Regions from separate parts of the Mus musculus genome. Here region 2 is linked to region 1. Evidence: chromatin loops called from intact Hi-C (ENCODE). Cell type or tissue: gastrocnemius. All regions are shown on one strand. Links, peaks and the distances in the headings refer to the core of each region. The heading gives the core; the rest is flanking DNA. Region 1 overlaps Lhfpl2 (lipoma HMGIC fusion partner-like 2). Region 2 overlaps Lhfpl2 (lipoma HMGIC fusion partner-like 2).

What was found. Peaks named below come from ENCODE experiments on the same cell type or tissue, not always from the same donor. Only the 100,000 strongest peaks of a DNase experiment are listed, where the experiment ranks them.
Region 2: a loop joins it to region 1, with 1.8 times the contacts of the local background. A loop is called at or near these places in 4 of 42 quality-filtered maps.

What each region holds. Positions count from the first base shown.
Region 1 is chr13:94,122,048-94,132,163 of GRCm38, forward strand. All of the region lies in intron 2 of Lhfpl2 (lipoma HMGIC fusion partner-like 2), which reads left to right. Among named protein-coding and RNA genes, the nearest start is that of Lhfpl2, 69 kb to the left of the region's middle. In gastrocnemius, for the core only: no CTCF peak of the experiment used is centred there; a DNase peak (open chromatin) is centred at 1,100; H3K27ac peaks cover 273 bases.
Region 2 is chr13:94,183,916-94,191,915 of GRCm38, forward strand. Lhfpl2 (lipoma HMGIC fusion partner-like 2) reads left to right here. Exons shown (of 4, transcript NM_172589.2): 4 at 7,933-8,000. It overlaps LOC115488151 (a long non-coding RNA gene), which reads left to right. Exons shown (of 2, transcript XR_003950582.1): 2 at 1-5,687. Among named protein-coding and RNA genes, the nearest start is that of Scamp1, 97 kb to the right of the region's middle. In gastrocnemius, for the core only: no CTCF peak of the experiment used is centred there; DNase peaks (open chromatin) are centred at 4,539 and 4,806; H3K27ac peaks cover 2,369 bases.

The sequences.
Region 1 (10,116 bases), core at 949-8,948:
GCTGCATGCAGAGGGTTTAGGCAGGGCATTCCTACAAATACCATCCTCTCTGTAGAAAAGCCATTGTTTTGGTTTACAGGCTTTGAGAAAGGATGTATTTTTCCTGTGATCTGTCTTGCGCTGCTGACTACCCGAGCATTACTAGGCTCTAGCAACAGCGCTGTGGGGAGGCTTGAACCTTTTAATGAGAATCACAAACACTTGTGAGTCATAAAATGAATGATTCGAGCAGCAACCTTCTCATTGGAAGGCAAGGGCTGGTTTGAAACAGATGGTGTCCTGGGCAGGCAGGGTAAATGTTTGCACCTTATCACACTGCTAATCTTTAAGTATTTGTTCCATATTTATTTAGTGGAGATGGGAGAAGCTGTGTTTTCTATTCATAAAAAAATATTTAACCAGACACAGTAGATCCCTGTAATCCTAGGTAGAGGCAGGAAAAATAACAAGACCAAGGTCATCCTTGACTACAGAGTTACAGGTTAGCCTGGGCTACTGAAGAGCCTGTCTCAAAAATATGTATGTGCATATATGTATAGTATACAGATATAGGTACATATGAATGTTAAATATGCATACATATGAATACACATATACACACACACGTGTGTGTGTGTGTGTGTGTGTGTATGTATGTATGTATGTATGTATGTATACACTTTCTGGGCTTAAATCTCTGCTTATAATTAGACGTGTAACTTTGAGTTCTTGACGTGTCTGGCGCCCTTTCCTGTGTGTTAAAGAGGCTTATGGCACAGAATGTTTGAATTGGGTGTTTATAAACCTTGCTTAGAATTTGGCTAGTGATACCATTTTAGACCTGGGATGCCAGGTGCCTGTGAACCAGGTGATGGGGTCTGGTGGGGGTTGGCAGTGAGGTCTGTGTTTGCTCATATCATCCGGGGAAGATAGGCTCAACAGGAAAATACACTCAGCCCTGTGCCGTGAGTAACCAGGGTTTTCACTCTCTTCAGAGGAACCATCTGTTTCAGTTCCCAGGACCGGGAGCCAGACCACGATGCCGACCATGCAGGGAGTCATGTGAGAACCCAGGCTAGCTAAGGGCCCCACATTTTCCATGTGTTCTGTTGACGGTTCAGTTTCCCCGTTGTGGGATGTCACCCTGGATCACTGCCGGGCTGGCTTGTTTCAGCCTGCTCTGGGGAGAAGCCAGTTCCATTTTGCAGTGCCTTGAGGAGCCAAGTCATGTTTGGCCTTGTGATTGATCTCCTATAAAAGCCCCATAAAACCAGCTCTCTCTGGGTCCTTCATGTTAGTTTTAGTTGTGGATTCATCTGAGACCAGCAGTGCCATCTCGATCAGGTCAGACGGAACTACGGATGTCTGAATTGAGTGTGGTCCCACTTCCTGTTGCCTACATTCTCTCTACACGGTAGCAGGCTTCTCTTGAGAAGGAGGAACAGTTGTAGTTTGAGGCAACTCTGGGCATCAACTCTCCTGAACATAAACCTCCTGCATTGGACACCCATGGGCTGGAGGATGGGCTGGGGGCCATGCAGCTTCGTGCCTGAGGCAGGTTTTGGAGCCTCCTGTACTCCACCTCTGTTCCTGGGGATGGCTTCTTCCTTCTCTGGTTTAGGTAGTTGAGGGAAATAAAGACAGAGGCATGTGTATCAAAACAGTCAACCATTGATTGGTTGACCCCTTTCTGGCTCTCTGACACCAGGTCCTGTGTAGGGTTGCTTGGATATGCAGGCTGAGAACCAATTCTCTCAGGCTTTCGCAGACATTCTTTGGACAAATGTCTCACCTCTCATACCTCCTTGGTAGAGAGGCAAGGTGTCCCTGCTCTGCTCTGCTCTGCTCCCTGCCCTGTGGGAATTGTGGGAAGGCTTCAAAGAGGGCAAGTTCAAGTATGTGGTTAGCATTCAGTGGACTTCTATTGGCAGCCCTTGAGGAAAAAAGTTAAAAAAAAAAAAAAAGACTTTTTGGGCTTGAATCCCTTCTTATAATTAGGTGTGTAACTTTGGCCGGGTTTTTGACACCTTGTCTGGCTTTCCCTGTTGTCTCAGGCTGCTAGGAAGGCAGTGTGGCACAACTGTATGTGTGCCTCGTGGGGTAGAGGGAACTAACGCCTAGTGAATCTTAAGAACTATGCTCATAACTGCAACACAGCACAGGAAGGAGAGGTGCCGTTACTGAAAAGTGCCCACAGTTTAAAGTCCCTTGAGTGGCCGGGCGTGGTGGCAGTGCACACCTTTAATCCCAGCACTCGGGAGGCAGAGGCAGGCGGAATTCTGAGTTCAAGGCCAGCCTGGTCTACAGAGTGAGTTCCAGGACAGCCAGGGCTATACAGAGAAACCCTGTCTCGAAAAACCAAAAAAAAAAAAAAATAATAATAATAAAAATAATAATAAAATAAAGTCTCTTGAGTATGAATCTGGCTTCCTGTGTTGCCTGTGGTACCAGGATATGCTCCCCTGCTCCAGGTACGTTAATCTGGATTGGTGGAGAGTAATCACATGGACCGCTGTCTCTGGAGACGCTACAGGGAGGCTTGGTCTTCCTGGGTTTTCTTCTAGGTTGGAACAGAGTGGACCAGCTGAGTGAAAGCGCTCAGTCTGGTGCTGGCTGCCATGGTAGCCATAGCCCAGACACAGCAGCTGAGCTCTTAAATGGCCAGTGCCACAAAGGCACTGAATTTTTCACTATTCCATTTCCATCATCTAAAAAGCTAACACAGAGAGTTCACTTACTGGGAAACCTTTCAGTGCCTTTAGAACAACTTGGGTGAGCGGGTCTGGCTTCTCAACTGTGAACTTCATGACGAACGTTTCCTTAGCTGGAAAGGTGGTTTCTCGTTGTGTACCTTAGCTGTTCTATGCTCAGTGTTCCAAACTTTCAGCTTCTCAGTGCAGGACTCATTTCCATGACCAATCTGGAAGGAGTTAAAGGGAGTAGAGAAGGGCTTATTTGGTGAGTGTGACAGCTTCCTTCCTTTACTAAGTGTGAATTGAACCAAATATATATATCATTTTTTATGATAACTATAGTCATCTTCATGGTTTGAGGAAGACCATCAAAATCATGAAATACATAGAAGTTTTAAGAGTTCTGATTTCTATTTCTTTTGATTATCTTTTATGTATGGGTTTTTATTTATTTATTTTTATTTTATCCTTTTTTTTTTTTTTTTTTTACTGTGGGTAGGTCTCTGCACTGTACATGTGCCTGGTACCCAGAGAGACTGGAAGTGGGCCTCAGCTCCCCTAGAGCTGGAGTTACAGACATTATTGAGCCATCCTCTGTGCTCTGGGTCTCCATCTGATGATGTGTTCTTGAGGCGATTTTAGCCTCCCCCGTTTGGATTATTTACAGGGATGCTGTGGATGTTAACAAAGGGCAGCAAAGCATGGTTTCACTGTGGTTACTCAATTGATTCATATATTTTATATACACATACACATACATATCACTGTCTGCAGGTATTCAGTATGCAAATGCAAATTTGGCTTTAGATGATACTTTTGCCGCCACACACCTGCCTCCCAAGGTGCTAGAATTACAATCACGCACCAGCACATCCAGTCGTAGATGATGGGCTTTTCCAGTTGCTCTGTGAAGGGAAACCGTGTTAGTTACTTCCCATCATTCTAACCAAACCATGGACAGGACCAACCTACAGGAGCAAAGGCTCCTGACGTCAGTCCAGTGTGACGGGGGGGGGGGGGGGGGTGGGAGACTTGAAAGTGTTCATGTCCCAGAGGTGTGAGGCAGAAGCTGGTCCATAGCATAGAAAACAAGACGGAGGGCAGGCTGGAGCCCAGGTCAGCCATGTCCTTCAGAGGACTGCCTTAGTGAGGTCCTTTCACCCGGTCCTGCCTCCTAATGACACTGTGGCTGTCCAGGTGGTGCTGTCTGTTGAGGACCAGGCACACATGAGCCTGTTAGGGGCTCAGATCCAAACCGTAACAGAAGGAAATAACCAGAATGAGCTGGATGACTCTGCACAGGGGCAACCTAGAAGCATCCTCATGGCGACCGTAAAACATAGGAGTACTTTATAGGAAACGAATGTGTGTGGCCAGATTCTTATTTTGTGGCCACGGACTAGAAAGACACAGTGTGGGGTGGAGGATCTGCATACACTTCTATTTCTTTTTCTTTAAAGAAATCATGTTTTTATACCAAACCACAGTAATCCCATTCACACCACAGAGGGCCATGGCGAGCATCACAAGTTCCTAGATCCCACTCCATAGATCCCCTCTCTGCTCTTTGAAAATTTGTCATGATTTCCTAAGTAAAACTGACTTCTTCTGAATTAAGTATTGATCTCACCTGCATCTCCATTTGAGCCAGTTCCATCACCATGGTAACATTTTTATAATCTTTCGCTCCCTAGGGCTCTATGATGGATAAACCACTCGTCATTCAGTGGTATGTCCAGCACTAGTGTCCCCCAAGCCACAGGCCAGCCACTCACCATGTGTCAGACACTCTAGGAAAAGCTATTCAGGCCAATTGGCAGTCTTGGGTGCATTGTTAGTTTTATCTGATCTTAATGCACGTTACTCTACTTGCCAAAGGCTGCCCGACACCCAACACTTGCAGTCTAACATTAACCCTGCTCAGGCTGTCTCAGCTCTCCGTGTTAGGAATCCAGCATGATTCCTCTGAAAGGGCCGGTTCCCTTGCTGCTTGTGGAACTCAGCGATATGGTCTAGCCTCACCCTGTGTTGCTGGCCCACTAAGGTGAAGTCCGGTCCATTTCCCCGTCTTATTTATGGAGCGCCAGTGGATTAAAAAAGCTGTGTGGTGGTGTTCCCATGGTTTCACAGGCTCCTCACTAATGCATCAGACTCACCAGTTTGGGGTCCTTCACCTCCTCTGTGAGGTATTTTGAAGGCTCCATCTGGACATTAGTAAGCATTTGCGGAGGGAGTATTGCAGAGAAAGTCACATGACCAACCCCCCACACACATGCACTGTTCTCTAGCTACTGTGATTTTTCTGTGTAGGGTGGTGGCATTTTTTTATACCATTTCTACCTCTCAAGGTAAAGATAGATTTAACCTGCCTGAGGGTCACCCGTCAGTGTCCTTTGGTGCCACAGAACATTGAGGTACACTCTTAAAGCCAAACAGCAACCTTGTGTGTCCCTTCCTGGCTTTCCAGATAACCCGTGCATGTGCGGGAGCCGAGTTTCTAAGCGTGTCTCTTCTTTTTAATGTTTTGTTTTGATTTTTAGTTGTGTGTACACGTGTGTGGGAGTGTGCACACGAGGGCAGTGCCCACTGGGATCCACAGAAGAGGATGTCAGAGTCCCTGGAGCTGCAGTTGCATGCACTTGTATGAGGGTGAGGGGACCAAACTCAGGTCCTCTGATGAGCAGAGAGCTTGCCTAACTACCAAGCCACCTCTCCATTCCTGATGTCTCTGTTTCAACAGTCTCTCTGTAACTGTGTTGGATAATTTTTTTGTCAGCTGACACAAGTCATCAGAGAGGGAGAGAACCTCAGTTAAAGTGCTTCCATAGGATGTAGGCAAGGCTGGAGGCCATGCTCTTAATTGGTGATCCCCCACTCTGGGTGGGGATATCCCTGGGCTAGTGGTCCTGGGTTCTATATAAAGCAGACTGAGCAAGCCATGAACAGCAAGCCAGTAAGCAGTACTCCTCTAGAGCCTCTGCCTCAGATCCTGCCTCCAGGGTCCTACCCTGTTGGAGTTCCTGTCCTGACTCCCATCAGTGATGGACTACAGTGTGGAAGAATAAGCCAAATCAAGCCTGTTTCTCCCCATGTTGCTGTTGGCCATGGTGTTTCATCATAGTAATAATAACCTAACCAAGGCAGCCACACAGTTGAGCCTTTGGTCTGCTACAACTATATAATCTGTTACTTTTTTTTTCTTTACATTGTTTCTTCCCATCACAAAAGTTCTTCATTAAAAAAACAAAACAAAACAAAAAACAAACACACACAAAAAAACTATTAGTTTACTATTCCATCCTATAGATTTAAAACAATTTGAACTTCATTTTGACATGTGTAACATTTCTGCCTATATAACCCTTAATTATAAACTTTGAATATCCTTTTTAAAATAGAATTGTTCAGTTATAAAGATGTTTCCAGGAAAGCTAGGCCTTAGTAGTATAAAATAGGGTTTGTTTTAGGATACACTAATCAATAAGACATTGGATAGACGGAGAGAATGCTATTTTGTTTTCATTTTTGCATGTGTCTGTTTTCAATAAACCATGTTCTAAATAGGCAGCAGCTATGTCTGGCCCATACGCCATACTTAGCAACAGATGGAAGGGAGGTGGGGATGCTGGAGAGGAGAGATGGTGGCCACCATTAATGTGGCTCCCCTTCCTGCACCTGGCTTCCTGGGTTACAGTTTCCATCCTCTTGCAAACTTTTTTTTTTTTTAATGAAGTTGATGTTTTGTTTGTTTTTCGTGAACAATTATTTTTTAATGAAGTTGATGTTTTGTTTGTTTTTCATGAACGATTAACAACTTCTCTTTTGTAAATGGTGTTTTTTCAGCCATGTGCTGTGGTCGTGTATGGTAGTGACAACTGTTGCATGACCTCGTCACATTTTCCTAGAACGTATAGCTTGGCTTGTGTTACCTGCTCGGTAATTGTTAATTGCATATAAAATTATCCTATATTTGGAGCACTTGTGTGGACAGGATAAAGAGACCAGAGTATAGAAGTTCTTGGTTGTAGCTGCTAGCATTTGGAAGGTCAGCCCGACCCAGGAAACACCCTTGTCCTGTCCCATCTCACAGACCCCAACCCCCCTGTCATCTGCCCTATATTTATAGCTTCTTCTGTTTCTAGGGCAGATGGGATGTAACTGAACAAATATCACATGTTATCTCTCTATAAGGAAGTGTTCATAGACGCTCTAAGCACTTACCTGCTTTCCGCCGGATGTCTGTCTTCAGTCTGCTTGGGTAGTTAATTCCCTTACCCCTTCCTTACTCATTGTTTCTAGGTAGTTATGTCCCATTCTTTCTGTGGTCACTTCCACTCTCTGATGTAGCCCACCCTGTGGCTGCCAACTACAGACTGGCTCTTCCCACACCAAATCTCTCTTCTGGACTCCAGACCTAGAAAGCCAACTGTCTGTCTGTCTGTCTGTCTGTGCTCCCAGTGTCCCACTGCCCCTTCTAATGCCCATGCCCTCAAATGCACTTTCTCCTTTCTACCTGTAATCCCATTACTCCAGCCCGCTTCGTTTCCAGAATGAATGAGTGAAAGTATGTTTTCCTAACTAAATGCATTCTAACAAAACGGGTAAATCAGATGTCATCAACACACATCAAAGTTGGAAATTTGCAAGGTGTGCTGTTTCAGTGGAATCTATGAATTTGTTGTGTGTGTATGCGTGCACATGGAAGACAGGTTGATGTTGGGCATCTCCCTAATCTTTCTCTACTTTTTTTTTTTTTTTTTTTTGAGACAGGGTTTCTCATTAAGCTCACTGATTCACTGATTTGGGTACACGTAATGACTGATGCTCTTCACGGGTTCTCTGTCTATGTTTCCTCATTGCTAGGCTTATAGGCACACTATGACACAGCCAGCTTTATATTTGCGCACTGGGAATCAGATCAGCTCAGACTCAGGTCTTCATACTGAGTGGCAAGTACTTCAGAGACTGAATCACCCTGCCCCGGGCCCAATTTACAAAATCTTTATATAAAACAAATCCTCAATCACTAGTTTACCATTTATAGAAACTTGAATTTTTTTTTAAAGCAACTTGCTTAGTTTAAAACAGAAAACACCCTGAATTCTATCTGGTGTACATTAGTGAGGAAAGAGTCCCTCACAGCATTTTCTGATTAGGGCTTTTGCCTTGAGGCCTTAACATTTTTTCTTTGGGCCTTAATTATTTCCATATTCCAGTATGTATTGTTTTGGTCATATTGGAATTATCCCTTATTAGCTGGTTTTTTTTCAATTTACCTCCCAGGGATCTCAGGCAAGAAATACAAATATTTTCATAAGATTCTTTGAGGGAGTAAAATTAATAGTTTTGAGAATGAAAATATGGTGACCTGTCTCCTAAGGATTGGAAGACTTTATTAAGATAGCAAGATATTCTTCCCCAGGGTAAAGGTTTTTGTATTTTTTTCAAAGGGCTTAATGGAAATATGGAAAGAGTAAGCGGGAATTTAATACCATGAAGTTGTAAACAGCCCCTGAAATTCAGTCTGTTTTAGAACACACATAACAAGTTCATTCTCAGAGATTTGAGACGTCTCCGCTCTCTTCCCAAGGCTGTCAGAATCATTGTAACAGTGACACAGAAAGGTCCCTGTGTGGGGACACGGCATGGCAGTTTCCATGAATGGGACTATTTTCTGTGCCTCAAAGTGGGTGGGCATCCTGTAGGGTGCCTTCTTGAGTTCCTTAATTCAAAGTCTACTTGTCCTGAAGTGAGGAAGGACGCTGCAGGGAGACTCAGCCATTCCCAAATGATTGTGCCTCCGTAGCACAAGGGACCCAGCAGAGACGCACACAGAGAACCTCTGGAGGGACAGGGCTCATTGGGGGGTTGGGTGTTTCCTCAGTCCTAATCAGCCTTCAGAGATATAATGAGACCCACACGGAAATTACAACATTTTCCCAAGTACTCAGATCAGGAAGAAAACAAAAATCTGTCGGAAATGTGTGGCCGGCCAAGTCTGAACACAGACTTGATTAGTTGGGGGCTTTCCTAGGGAAGCAGAGAAGGTAGAGTCCAGTGCTGTGAGCGTGTCTCCACAGAGATCCTCTGTGCCATATTTTTTCTGTTCCTTGCTGTTACACTAATGTGAAGGCTTTTCAGATGCATCTTAATGTAGACGGTGTCTCCCAGTAGCCTGTCTGGCTGATTCCTTCCTGTCATTTAGAGGATAAAGGTAAGACTGAGGGTGGAGAAATCTAGTCATTTTAGCCTGATGTGTGACCCTGGGGCTATGTCCTTGTCCTTAAAGACCTCCTGGTTTAGCCCAGGGCTGGTGAGCTGGGGTGTCACTGTGGCAAACGGATCACCATGGAGACATACGAGGGAAGAATGAACTCCCCCCAGCTGAGGAAGGCATCCCAGACCTGTGACAAACAAATTGGGCTGTGAAGATTTTGCCAGAGGATGGCAGGCAGAGATAAGCATAGGCAGATGAAGAGGGGTGGGAGCTCTGAGTGTGATCAGGAAGCAGTGGTTTGGAGAGACTTGGACAGGAGGTGTAGTGAGGCAGGTGAAGTCAGTTGTGACTGTCCTGAGTACCATGTGCCTGCTCCACCCTCTCCCCTGTGCACATACATGTCTGTGTAAATATGTGTACTGCTGACGCCTGAACTGTTGACTGATAGCAAAGTCTCCGGCAAACATTCCGCTACTGCTGGGACAGCTTAGGTCCATGGTGGTGATGGTGCTTAGCATGTCCGTGTGGGGTTTCTGGGAAAGCTTTGGGTGTGAGACTCAGGCTTTGTAACTGGTGGTTGGTGAGTGATCTGTGTGGCTGTGGGTGCTTCCTTGAAGGCATGACCATGAAGGTGGTCAATATTACATATGAACTATCATAGTGTCCATTTTCCGTGTGATTTCTATCTCTCCAAGTCTCAGCTGTTTGGTATTTTGTTAGTATTCATCTATATTTAAAGATCTACATTTAAAAAAATTCATGTGTATGTATATCTCCTTGCATGAGTTTATACATACCAAAGCGTAAAAGGACTGGAGGAAGCTGTTAGGGCCCATGAGACTGGAATTACAAGCTGCCGTGAACCACCTGATACAGGTGCTAGGAACCGAACCGGAGTCCTCTGCAAGAGCAGTGCTCTGTGCACTTTTAATGGCAGAGCCATCTCTCCAGCCCCACATTTAGCTATGTTTAATAGCACATAGGATTAACTGCTGATTTTTCTTAATTCCTTGACAGTAGCTGCCTCTCACTCACGCTGGATGTCGGGCCATTGGCCATGCTCTTAGAATCTCATAGGCATGGACTGAGGGAAGTAACAGAACCATACACCAACATCCAAGCTTCCTCATACTTCACTGCACAGCTGAGCCCCTTTCCTCAAGCGCCACATCCTTCCATATCTGACAAAATAGCTAACTACCTAGGGCTAGAAACTCGATGTGTGGT
Region 2 (8,000 bases), core at 1-8,000, 61 kb after region 1:
TGTAACAACGCAGTGAAATCTTAGGACTCTAGTTTTCATTCATCTATTGAGCAAACAGTCACCGAGCACAGACTATATGTCAAACACTGTTCTGGAAAACGGGGACACAAAAGTTTCAGACAGTTCTCTCACCCACATGGGATTGGAACTCAAACTGATAAAGGCGGGAAATAAAAAACGTAAGTAAATTGCGTAGAATGCTAACGGAGGTGACTCTCATGGGGAAACAGAAGTGGCTTGGTTAATTTAGCCCAGGTATCCTGGAACAGTATGGGAAAACTGCATAGGTCCTATTAGGTCATCGGGTGGAATACTGAGGAGAGAAGACTATCTGATGCCTTGAAGAAGGAAAAGAGAAATTGACCAGGAGGCTATTCAGAAAAAGAGCACTCCAGTCAACCAAACAAAGGTCATTAGGTGTCCCTGACACTGAGGTAAGAGTGACAAAGAAATGAAGACAGGAAGCTTCTGAACTAAGCAGGTATAAGAATCAAACTTGAGCCTGCACAGTTACTAAGCTGAACGGGAATTCAGGGTCAGACATGAGTTCCAGGTTTCCTGTCAGACATCCACCCATACCTACAGCTGGATGTGCAAAGCTGTAGCCCCAGTTTGGAGACAGGAGTACCGGGTGTATTGAAAACTGCAGGACCACATCCGAACAGGAAGAAGATGGAGCTTGGGCCTTCAGCACAGGAGTTGTAGCAAGGCCTGGGTAGAAGCACAGGGTCCTGAAAAGGGACAGCCTGGGTACCTCTGGCATGGCACACACCAGCACATGGCTCAGGCTCCATGTGGGAAATTCCAGCCCCGTCTTGGTTTGCTCTTTAATTGGCACTGACAGCGTCTGTTGAACTTGCTGGTTGGTGCGAACACTTCTCATAGGCTTAGGACAGTCTCTGAGCTGTGTTCTGGAATGCATTGTCATTTGGGGCAGGAACCCAGAGTGGTCTGAGCTGGATCAACACAGACCAGCCTGAAGCTTAAGTTAGGGCTCGAGTCCAGATCTCTTGAGTCATAGACTAACTACAAGAATACCACACAGAGTGGATTTCCCTCCACACTCCTGTGCTGCGTCTGTGCCTGGGAAGGGCCTGGCTGCCTGATGGTGGTAGATGGTCTGCTGTGTTCCGAGTTGGTGCTTGTCTTGGCCTCAGGAATATCATGAACTCTCGACAGTGGTTATTCAGTGCTGACGATGCCATGCCCAGCGTGTTTATGATCAAAACCAGATTATGATGCCTCCTTAGGACATTGAGTCAGCCAACAGATACTTAAGAGCATGTGTCACATGTGTGCAATGTGGAAGATTGTACAGTGGATAAAACTTATATGCCCAAGCAGCTTAGAGGCCCACATAAGAGACTACCTTCTCCCCAGAGCTGAGAGAAATGAAGAACAGTTGGTAACTGTATATAGCAGCTGACTAGATAAAAATAGCAGTGTGACAACGGGCCAGACAAGAAGGTCTTCAGGCAATGGAGAATGGAGAAGTTACTCTAACAGGACTAGGGTAGGGACATCTCTAGGTGGATGTGCATCCAGAGCTGGCAACCTCAAATTCTGATCCAATTCTTGAATGTCTCTGACTTGGAGGCACTGAAAGTCTATTAAACTCAGTGACATCTGCTACAAGCACATGGGCATGCATTCTCGTTCCCCCCCCTCTCTCTCCCTCCCTCCCTCCCTCCCTCCCTCCCTCCCTCCCTCCCTCCCTCCCTCGGGCCACCAGAAGCAACACACTCCTCTCTGGAATTTTTTGGTATAAAGGACAATTGAGATTTTAAGAGTATGAGAGAGAGAGAGAAAAGAGAGGGGAGAAAGTGTGTGTGTTGTTGAGTCACGTGAAGGACCACGGGTCCCCTCAAGCAGACCTAAGTCTTGCACTTCCATGCCACTCACTGGCTGCCAGGCTCAGGTCAGCAGGGGCAGCTGTTGCCTCTGCGCACTTTGTATCCTCTGGGTGGATATACCACAGTGCACGGTTTATCACTTTTCCATGTAGACTTTTCTCTGACCCTATACCCTAGCTGAGGCTTTGATAGAGTCAAGCTTAGACACTCTTCTGTGGTAAGATTCCCTGCGGACTTTATTTGTAAATTAAGTCAGAAGGCACCACAGGGCTTTCAAGTGGCCTGTGGTGCCAGGAACCAGACCTGCACTAAGAACAGGAACATATTCTTCTTTGATGCTACACTACTGAAGGAAGGAGATCTTTTTAAACTTTTCCTAACAGGACCCCCTCTGGCACATTAAGGTGTCTTAGATGTTTTCCGTGAGTCTGAGCCTAGAGCTGGGTGCCAAGTGACACACTACTGATGTTTAGTTGAAACGCTTCAGCCTTCCCAGGGGAAGAGCAGAGCCCTTGTAGGCTCACAGGAGGCGGCGCTGTGATCTGGCTGGTGGACCATCAGAGGTTCAGCAGTGTCTCTCATGGCAGCCACTTGGGACCCGGAGGGAAGACACTATCAAGCCCACCTAGGTGCTCTGTGGAAGGCTCGTGAAGAACACGGTGGGTTTCTTCAGGATGACCGGGTTTCTCGGGGGCCTTAGGTGTGTCTAAGAATGAAGTGAGTCATTTTAGATCTCTGTGACTACTCAGATGAAGCATATCCTTTTAAAGGTCTAAATTCCAGCCTCTTGGTTGGTACCTTTTGGCATTATTGTAACTTGTGGAAGTGACCCTTTGTGACAGTTGGTGGCCCTCCAGCGCTTGTTTGTATTTGTGCTTATGGCTTTACCCTGGCAGCCACCTGTTGGTCTTGGCTCCATTTTGTCACATAGACATTTTCTTCTTAAATCATGGCTTCACTGTAACATTTTGTGCATGTACATCATACTTCAGTCATGCCCCCCCCCCCACACCACCTTGTCCACCCCACAGTGTATTCCTGGTCGCCTTGGAACTCATGCAGACACCTCCAGAGTGCCAGGATTAAAGGCGCATGCCGCCACACCCTGCCTCCTTTTCTTGGCCTACCCCCACCTTCTACTTTCATGACATGTGTAGGTCTGCCCCAGTAGAGTCTAGATTCCACGTGGAAAAAAATGGGGTCTTTGTATTTCCCTTTATCTGATCCTCAGTACAAGCTCTTTCCCTACAGTGACACGTTTCATTGCTTGTTATATACACATCACTTTTCTTATCCAGTCATACGACGTCACTGCAAACATGGAGGCACAGGAATCTGTTGTCCGCTGACTGCAGCAGTGGAACTGGGTCTTATGTAGCTATTTTCAGTTCTTCTGGGAAACTTGCATCCTGATTTGGTGTCTGCAGTCCTTTATGTTCTCACACAAAGTCTTCCCCCTCCCCTCCCCCCAGTCCTAACCAGCATTTATTTTTTAATGATAGCCATGTGACTGAATTGAGAGAGAATCTCAAAGTAGCTTTGAATTGAGCTTCCCTGGTATCTGGAATGCTGGACCTTGTTTTTTGTCTGTGGTGAAGGTGCATGTTATTTTATAAGAAGAAAAGAGAAGCCAGGGATATGTTTGAAGGTGCGGTATGGTGTGGGGGAAGGGGGTGCCTCTGTGGGCCCATGCTGGGGCATCCCTTTCCCCTGAAGTACCAGCTACAGGAAGGTATAGTACAGAATAGAGCTTATTTAGGGCATGGGAAGGGGAGTTGAGGGACAGGGCTTCGGGGTAAGGGGTAGGGAGTGTGTGTGTGTGTAGATGAGTAGAGGCTGCCATGAGCATGTGGAGAGAGAATGGGGAGGGGAATGAGGAGAGGGGGGAAGAGGGTAAGGGGCAAGAACAAGAGAACCAAACCGGAGATCGAGGAGGGGGCGAGCAGCCCTTTATAGTGTTGCCAGGTAACTGTGGGGCGGAGCCTAGAAGGAATGCCAACAGTGAGCATTTGCAGAGGTATGAGGTAGGACCTTGGGTGTCCTGCTCTGTCACTTTCTAGCTCAGGGTTCCTCATGGAACCTGGAGCGAGGCTGGCAGCCAGCAAGCGGATTCCAAGGGCACAGCAGCAGCCCTAGCTTTTTCCGTGGTTGTTGGGATCCAGACTTGGGTCTTCCTGCTTAAGCAGCAAGCGCTTTTAGTCCCTGAGCTGTCTAGCCAGCCCCTGGTTTTTTGAGAAATATTTGCTCATTTAATGATGACATTATTTGGTAGTTTTGAGTATTTAATCTTATGATGTGGGATTGATCCTCTATCTGACTGGTAACAGGCAGAAATTCTCCCACTCCTGTAGGCTTTCTTTTGCTGCACAAAAGCTTTTTAATTGCAGATAATCCAATTAATCAGTTCTTGCTGCTGGAGTGCTCAGAAAAGTCTGTACTTGGGCCTGTATCTTGAAGTGTTCTTCCCTTCCGGTTTCAGGTCTTATGCTGAGGTCTCTGGTTCCACCCTGAAGTAACTTGTACAGGGGGAGATGAGTGGTAGAGGTGTATTTCATTCTTTTACATGTGGGTGTCCTGGTTTCCTGTGTGTGTTACAGTGGGGGTCTGTCCCTGCATCTCCTACTTAGTCTTTGTCCGTCCAGGTCTAGACGGGACTGGAGGTGGGGCGGGGCTGTGATGCCTCCCTCCAGCACTGCCCTCCCTTCTGGTGTTCTGGGCTGGTTGGGGTCGGTTGTGCATTCATTTGGATTTTAGGATTTCTTTTTTCAGTCTATGAAGAATGCCACTGTAATGTGGATGAGATTCAAGCATCAGTTCTGAGCATTTTCTGGTAGAGGGCTTAGGGTTTTTGTTAAGCCAGCTTTGATACCAGGGTTTAATGGATGGAGAGTCTGCTTTTGGAAAGCTGGTAGCTCCTGGCAGTCTGGCTCTCTTTGGCTCTTTGGGGCCAGAGCTAATGGCTTCTGGCAGTTAAATCTCTTTTACTCTCTGGGCCAGAGCTGATAGCAATTGACTCCTGCTGATAGCAGCAGGGGATTAGAAAAACTTAATTACGTGGGCCATGGAGAAAGAAAAAGAAAAACCCCACACATCAGTGGATGAAGCAAAGGGGCCCCAACTCGCCTTTACTTTTGCTCCCAGCTTTTATACTGTCTCAGACAAAAGTTCTCTATGTAAGAAAAAAATGACCTCATAGAAGTTCAAAGCGATAGTTATATATGCCTTGCTTTGTCATGGTGCCCACCTGTGGCCTCGTCCTTGGGCCTGACCTGGAGCGAATGCTGTCTTTGGTCATTAATTTGTTCCCAGCTTATTTTTCTTCCTCATGCAGTGTGTGCCTGTACCGTACGGAAGCTCACTGGACTCCTTCTCAGCAGCCTTTACTTACATTCTATGAGGAGGGGACACTTTTTATTCTGGATTCTAACTTTATTATATCTTTTTGGCAAAACAACTTAAACCATCTCCCTTATACTTTCTATCAGTTATTCTAATAAGTTCCTAAAATTATCTGAATCAAATCAGGAAGTCTATAAAATCATTAATTCATCTAAACAGCATTAATCCACGAAAGTGGGTCTGCAGGAAATTTGCCCAATGGGGTGGGTTAATACCCAGGAATCAATCATAACCGACTACAGGCAGAAGGGGTCTTTCTTTGCCCAATCACGCCCTGTCAGAACAATGAGGAACACAGCAATGGCAAACAAGAAGGCACATCAAGAGCAAGAGCAATCCTGGGATGCGGGCTCTGGGGTCCACCTATCCTCTCAGCCATTTTCTGTTTGTACCATTTCTTTCTATTGCCTTATTGCGGTAAGACTTCAAACACAATACTGACTAAAATTGTAGTAGACCTTTATCTCTAGCCCCTAACTCTGGATGTAATTTTCCCCCATTTCCTGTGCACGTTAGAGGTTTTTCATATAAACCCTTAGAGATGTGTTATTGTTGTTGTTTAAGATTTATTTATTTTATATGAGTACACTGTAGCTGCCTTCAGACACACCACAAGAGGGCATCAGAACTCATTACAGATGGTTGTGAGCCACCATGTGGTTGCTGGGAATTGAACTCGGGACCTCTAGAAGAACAGTCAGTGCTCTTAACCTCTCAGCCATCTCTCCAGCCCCAGATGCGTTGTTCTTTGAAGTTTAACATGAAAGGATGTTAAAGTTTGTCAAAGGTCTTTTCCATATCGGCTGAGATGGTGTAGATTTTTGTCCCTACATCTTATTTCTCTGTTGTAGTTTACATTTGTTGAACTGTCCTGGCAGCCCTGGAATTAAAACCAAGATGGCCGTGGTGTTGATGTCTTGGGTGTATGACTGTGTTGAGAACTGTGGGTCTGTGGCTTTTGTTCTCGGGCATGTTCTCATATCTGGTTTTGGTATCAGGGTTAGGGTTAGCATTCCTGACTTTTAAAACTGTAACTGTAGTGGTTGTCCCCGCTGTGCTTTGTGCGATAGTTTGAAGAGCATAGTGTTAGTTCACCCCTACAGTGGCCCAGTGATGGGCTCCTTTTGTTGGGAGACGGTCAGTCTCACTGGACATAAGAGAGCTATTTGTTTTTCTCTTCTAGATTTTCCAATCTCCTAGTGACCCTTAAATTTCACTTGCAGCTGTTATTTTTTTTTTCCTTTTGGCTTGGCTTAAGAGTTGTAGGTCTTGTTTTATTACAGAAATACCATTTACAGACTTTACAAACCACACCCACCCTTTAGGTTTAAGATTGGTACACTTTTATGATGGTGAATCAGGCAGGTCTTGATTCAGGCAAGGCTTGGAATGACAAATGACTCATCCACTTGTGAGCTCTGGAACTGACTCCATCCCCTGCATGAGACTGCTGTCCCCAGCTGTCCACACACAGTGCATTGTCCCTGTTAGCCTTTCACTTACAAAGGCCCCAATCCTTGGTCCTTGTTGCTGCTGCCATCTCTTTAGCTACCACACTAGAGCTTAGTCTGGCCATAGACTAAAACCCGCCCTCCCTTACAGCACAGGGCTGTCAGCTGACATTCTACTGGGAATCATGGTTTCCTTTCCCCTTCTTCGTGAGCTGCTTGTACTGGTGAGTGGCCAGGCCTAGGGTAAGGCCACTACCTAAAGTTGTTTCTCTAGTCCTCACTTAGGTTAGACCAGGCAGGAAACCACCTCTAAATTGTTGAAACCCTGTGACTTGTGAACATGCAGCAGTGAGGGCCAGAACAGTGCTGGCCGAGTGGGGTACGTGTGTGCTGGTGTGTGTGCAGGGCGGAGCTCACTGAAAGCCATTTAGACAGCAAAGTGCCATGACACTGGCAGTTTGTTTCTATAGAGGCGTAGACATACACCTCTCCCCTTGGCATGCAGGTCAAACAATGCTTTTCGTGGGTGTAGGTTAAGAGTTAGTCTTAAGGCTCCTGACTTTTGTCTATAACTAGGCTGAGGCCACAAGGTTCTGAGTGAATTACTTTATACCAGTGATTGGCAAGCTCTGTCAAAAGCTAGATCATAATTTGTGTTTTGCAGGCCAGGTGTTCAGAAGGAAGCATGTCTCTGTTCTAATGTGTTCTAATAAAACTTTATTATGTGTTATTATTGGGTTTGGCATGTATGTATACCGTATGCATGCTTGGTACCTATGGAGGTCAGAAGAGGCTGGCTGTCAGGTCCTCTGGACCGGTAGTGAGCTACCGTTGGGTGCTAGAACCAAACCGTGTGCTGTACAAGAGCAATATGCACTCTTCCTGCGGAGCCATCTCTTCAGACCCTTTGTAAAGCCATATTTGGCCTTAGTAAGCCTCTTAACACCAAGAAACAGGAGCAAACTCACTGGTGGAGTCACATGCCACCATACACAAACTGGCTGGAAATACTAGGTAAGCTCTCTTCCCCCTCATCTAGACTCCATACTTAAAAGTGTGCCTGGTAAAGTGACCTTGGCTATTCAGGTCAGGCTTCTATCCAAGACACTAACACTTTTCTATTGTAGAGTGGATGGCCCCGCCCAAAGCCAGCGACCATAAGGGCCCGGCAGATGCTGCAGGTTGCCTAGGCACCAAAGGCTTCACCTGTTTTCTCTTCTGTCCCTCAGGTCTGTTCCTTATCCTCGGCCTGATCCTCTACCCCGCAGGCTGGGGCTGCCAGAAAGCCATAGACTGT